Linked DNA regions of Homo sapiens: region 1 is linked to region 2. The links are chromatin contacts, found by Hi-C or POLR2A ChIA-PET in ENCODE. All regions are on one chromosome and are shown on one strand. Each heading gives the region's core, a stretch centred on a gene start or an enhancer-like site at or near the end of the contact. The rest is flanking DNA. Distances are from core to core; before and after follow the strand shown. Region 1 overlaps LOC125312414 (a long non-coding RNA gene). Region 2 has its middle 12 kb from the start of MIR557.

What was found. A loop is a pair of places that touch in the nucleus more often than their neighbours do. ChIA-PET counts read pairs that join two places held with the same protein, here RNA polymerase II (POLR2A). Pooled maps may share reads with other maps.
Region 1: a pooled map shows a loop between it and region 2 (4-fold over the local background). The contact joins two enhancer-like sites. A Hi-C loop is called at or near these places in 5 of 168 maps with a recorded cell type or tissue (CD8-positive, alpha-beta T cell, PC-3, naive thymus-derived CD4-positive, alpha-beta T cell and 2 more) and 9 of 50 pooled maps. POLR2A ChIA-PET finds 5 or more read pairs at or near these places in 5 of 52 experiments (CD4-positive, alpha-beta memory T cell, H1, OCI-LY7 and 2 more).

The regions. Positions count from the first base shown.
Region 1 is chr1:168,397,801-168,400,500 of GRCh38, reverse strand. LOC125312414 (a long non-coding RNA gene) reads left to right here. Exons shown (of 8, transcript NR_176090.1): 8 at 1-310. It overlaps LOC100505918 (a long non-coding RNA gene), which reads left to right. Exons shown (of 5, transcript NR_176059.1): 5 at 1-310. Among named protein-coding and RNA genes, the nearest start is that of MIR557, 24 kb to the right of the region's middle. Within about 2 kb of position 1,325, at least 4 of the 41 ENCODE cell types and tissues checked have a DNase peak (open chromatin) inside an H3K27ac peak, as active enhancers do.
Region 2 is chr1:168,361,843-168,364,542 of GRCh38, reverse strand. No RefSeq gene overlaps it. Among named protein-coding and RNA genes, the nearest start is that of MIR557, 12 kb to the left of the region's middle. Within about 2 kb of position 1,427, at least 2 of the 41 ENCODE cell types and tissues checked have a DNase peak (open chromatin) inside an H3K27ac peak, as active enhancers do.

The DNA.
Region 1 (2,700 bases), core at 76-2,575, 36 kb before region 2:
CTCAAGGTGGAGTGACACTGTGGTGGGACAGGTGGAGCACCAGTGAGGAAGCTCTCATGGGCCTGAGCCAACTGAATTAATTAAGACCAAGAACAGTAAAGGGACCCAGAGGGCAAACTCTGAGAGGCAGTCATAAGCAGCACCCTCTCCCCAAACTGTATTACTCATTCCCACAGAAGTGTGTGTCTGCTTGCCTTTAATCTGTTCTGACTGTAAGCCATTTTGAGACATCCCAGTCCCAATGATGGCCACCATGTTCTGCATTGAATAGATGCTTGACATACATCCAATTAGTAAAAGCGAGTGAACTAAAGTTTATCACTTGGGGTTTGTTTTTTCCCCATCAGTTGCTCCTGCTGCTCAAGGGTGTGTGTGTGTGTACACATATGAATGGAATACACATGTATGGGGGGTGGGGTGGGATACAAAATTGAGGCACCAACAAGTATCCAATATGAATGTCTTTAAAGTCAGTATCAGCAGCAAAGAAGGTACTGCACATACGATGTGCAGGGGAAAACCTTTTTACCAGGCACAGACCACCACCAAAGCCCCTCTGCCTAAATCTGTATTTGAAAAGCTAATTAAAGATTTTTTTTTTCTTTGGGGTCTTGAAATACTTTGCCTTTGAAAGCTCTTTGTTAAAATGAAAATGCCTTTGGAAAGGGGAATGGTTTAAACGTCTATCACTTTGCTTTTTAGAGGGGAATATGGTGGATAATTAAGAAGAGCCTGGAAAATCAGACCCCAGACTATGAGTGAGGAAAGGTGAGCCAAGAGGATGAGAAGACCCAGCAGAGAGAGCTGCTGTCAAAAGGGGCTTTGTCACCTTTAAATATCATTTCCACAACTTTGCTTGGGGAAGCCCAAGGTTTAACTGCCTCTCCTCAAAGAAATGCTCTGCAGATCTCTAAGACAAACAGATAAGCTTAGGTTAGATTCAATTAGGAGAAAAGGTGCTACACTCACTTAAACTTTTTATGATTAAAGGCAACAAGCAGCATCTTGGAGCTCTGTAGCAATAAGACTTTTGCAGCCTGGCCATCCATCCCCTGGTTGCTAGAATGAGGAGCAGCAGCAGATCAAGCCACATATGCAGTGGTGGGATAAGGTCTCAATACCTGCTCCAGAGAGCTCAGGATCTAGTGAGCAGCATCCAGGGAAGTGGGTGTGGAGAAAGAAATGAAGGATGGAGAGTGGGAAACAACGAAAGAGAAGAGAAAGAGGAAGGCGAGTTAAGCATCTGGAAAATTACTGCAGTCTCATGGCTTTGGCTGCTTCAAAGCCTGGATGAGTCATCCACTGGTTGCCTAGGCAACGACTATTTTCCTCCTGCTGCTGATCAATTTCATCTGCACAAATGTCCCATGAAACTGTGAGCTGTGAAGATAATATACCCGAGTCACAGAAGTATTATCAGACAAGGTCTGCATTTCAAGTGTTCTGAAAAAGACCTTATGTATACCAAGCCATCCACCTTCCCATCCCACTCAGACCACACACACACACACACACACACACACACACACACACACACCCCTACCCTATGGGTAGTGATGGGCCAGGACAGGGGTCCAGGCAGGAGGAGATCGTCACCTCTGCCTTATCCTGGTTATGATCCCAGGATCTTAACTGCCCAAACTCACTGTCTCCAATTAGAGACAGAGAGGATATGTGGTCATTCCCTCATTTCATGTCTTAAAACAAAAATGGATGCTTGTATTAAAAAAAAAAAAAAAAAGAACAGCCACATTGGACAGCCAAATACAATGCCCTTTGAGCTGTGACCTGCACTCTGTGCTCCTGGGTTCTGAACAGGGGAGAGTGGCTACTGTCTCCACCCTGGGTCCTCCCAAAGACAATGCTGTCCCTTTCCCCTATCTTACTTTTCCTCCTAGCTCTAGTTGCTACATACTACATGCTAAATATACACTTTTTTGTGTCTTCCCTACTAGAGCATATGCTTCTTTAGCAGAGGAATTTTATTTATCCTACTCACCACTGCATCCTTATCTCCTAGCCTAGCTCATCCTACGCACACTGAGTGCTCAGTAAAAGTTTGTTGAATGAATGAAAGAAAATGTTCTTGGATCATCTCTAAGACAACCCTAAAAAATGTTTAAGAAATATGAGCAAACTCTTTCCAAGGTGACTTCTACACTGCAGACATGACAACACCTACACTATGTCTAATCTAGAAATTGTCACAATTTTTGTGATTTCCCTCATTTTACCTCCCCTATGTAGGGCACAAAGAACTTGGGAAAGGTCTTGTGTAAAAAAAAAAAAAAAACAAGTGTCATATACATGAAATCAGCCCATAGCACAAAACTAGAAGAGCTGTTATGTCTATTTATATGTTGCTAATATTCACTAAGGGCTTACAACATGGCAAGCACGTTACATGTATTTTCTCATTTCATTTTCACAGCAACCCAGGTAGTAAATATTTGATAATTCCCATTATACAGATGATGAAACTGAGACTAAGAGAGGTTAAATAACATGATCCTGATGTGCATGCCGTAAGTGGTAGCATCAGGATTCAACCTCAGGTGGCTAAAAGCCACCACTCCATATTGTCTCTCGGTTTGCCACACCCCTCCACTTATCAGGATAGCCCTGTTGGTACCATTTCCAACACACCTTCCTCCTTCAAGCAGCGCAGAATCTCCATTTTAGCCTGGAATGGTTTGTATT
Region 2 (2,700 bases), core at 178-2,677:
GTTTCTCTACTTCAAAAGTAAACATTACAGTGAGTTAGAGAAGAGCAAGCTCTAGCCTAAGGAATCTACTATTGGCATTTTACAAAGGTAATGGTGAAATTCACCTTTCTTTTTCCCATCTGCATGATGGGAGAATATAGTACAGTGTTTAGAGCTCAGGCTCTGGAGTCAGACAAAGGCTTAGAAATCCAAGCTCCTACTCTTCCTTGCTCTGGGACCTTGGGAAAGTTACTTAATGATTACTGACCTCCGTTTCCTCACTTACAAAATGGAAAAAATTATATCTTCCTCAAGGAAATGAAGATTAAAAGAAATATCACATGTAAACAGCCAGGTACCATGCTTGGTATCTGATACATTTTTTAACATGGTAGCCATTATTTTTCTTACCATTATAGAACAGTAATTGGTGTCACAAGATTATTAAGGCTACCATGAAAACTAAATAATCTCGTGCCAGCAAAGTGACACATTACATATCACCAACCAGCATAACTGGGAGTTGAAGAACTAGCAAAAAGAGAAGCTGCTGAATGGGGACTGAGCGCAAATCCACAGTATGAGCCAGATCTGCAGGGCAAGCCTGTCCTCCCAACACCTGGAGCTCAATGGGAATATGAGCATTCATGTGGTGGGGAAGTGGGGCAGTACACAGGGGACTTCTGCCACACTGTCCAGCTGGCCAGCAACTAACTGTCTTAGTCCATTTGTGCTGCTAAAACTAAATACCTGAGACTTGGTAATTTATAAAGAACAGAAATTTATTTTCTCACAGTTCTGGAGACTGGAAAGTCCAAGATCAAAATCCTGGTATTTGGTCTGGTGAGGACCTTCTTGCTGCAACCTCACATGGCAGAAGGTGGGAGGGCAAGAGAGAGCCGAAGAGCAGGTTAGCAAGCCAACTGAATGCTGGCAGAAGCCTCTTTAATAAGTGCCTTGATCCCATGAATGACAGAGGAGCCCTTATGGCCTAATCACCTCTGAAAGGCTCCCATCGCCTAATACTGTCATATTGGCACCACTTGAATTTTGAAAGCGACGTATTCAAACCATAACAGAAACCCACATTCTATTTGGAAGAATTTCTCATTTTTGTGAATCTTGGTAAGAGAGAGTCTGCCTCCTACATACTACAGGAGCCAACTGAACTCTTTCTTCCAGAGATGCCAGTAGGGATACCAGTACCATTTAGAAAACTGCTTCTACCCCTTTGGATGTCATTGCCAGCTTGAGGTTTTCTTAGTGTCATGATAAGGTGAAGTGTTGGAACAAATGCTGACAGCAGCACTTCCTTTCCTTCAAACACCAGATGGTGCCAGATACAGATTTCTTTCAGCCATAAGTCAACCTAGTGACTTAGAGAGTAGTCGTCCAATGAAGCTATGAGTTATGAAAAAAAGCACCTTGGTTTCCTGCCTCATGACCCACAGGAGCCAACCCGGTTCTGTTTTCAGTGATGGGTATCTGAGTTACCGGCAGCGAATGTGTACAAGTCTGAAGCAACCTCAATTCTTGCCTCCTCAGAAGAAAAAAATTGACTGAGGGACATAAGGCAGAAGAAGAAACTGAGGCAAATTTTAGAGCATGAGTGAGAGTTAATTAAAAAGCTTTAGAGCAGGAATGAAAAGAAAGTAAAGTACACTTGGAAGAGGGCTAAGCGAGTGTCTTGGAGGACAAGTGTGGGATTTGATGTTTTGGCTTGGAGTTTTATATGTTGGCATACTTCTGGGGTCTTGCATCCCTTCTCCCTGCTTCTTCCTTTGGGGTGGGTTTTCTGCATGTGTAATGGCCTGCTAGTGCTTGGGAGGGGAACGTCAGTGTCTTTACACATGCTCACTTGAGGCGTTCTTCCCATTCCGGTGCAATGCCCACAGAAGGTCATATACAAGTTAAACTCCACCATTTTGCCTCTTAATGCACATGCTTGAGCTCACTCGCCCAACTCCTGAAATTTTATCAGGAAGCTACTGATCACCAGTTTCAGGTTTTTTCTATCTATAGGGAGACTGCCTTTCCCTGGCACTGGCTGTGACCAATTATTATTTTAGAGAGACAGTTGAAAACCACCTGATCATCACCTGATGGTTGCCCCACATTATTAGGCAGATCCACCTCCTGCCCTGCTCACACCTGACTAGCTACTTACTGTAACAATTCCTGCATGCTTGTCATGCCTGATTGTTCAGCTTCCCAAGGAGTTGCAAGCCCCAGATTCTATTTCTGTTATTTAAACCCAGAAGAGTCTGACCTGGCACCTTATAAGGTCAGTGGACTCAATAGTTCCTCAGTTGCACTTCTTGCCCAGTGATGACCTTGGTCACTTTATAAGATCATTTCCCTCTTCAGAAACTACAGAGCATCTTGACAGTCCAACATCCCAACCAAAGCAGAGATAAACTGTACCTCACTCCCAATCAAGGACCCACCAGCCCCTTCGTCAACACCTGAGTTATGGTTACTGAGTACTTAGGGAGGAATTCTTCTAAGTCCTTTGCAAGAATTAATTTATTTAGTGCTTGCACTACCCTACAAAGTAGATACAATTATTATCTTATCCCCTGTTTCATAGAGGAGGAAATAGAGTTCAGAGAGGTTAACACACGTACCTAAAGTTACAGGAAAGAAACAGGACTAGGCTTTGAACCCAGGCAGTCAGACTCCACAGCCTAGCATCATACACCAACTTATACTGCTTCTCAA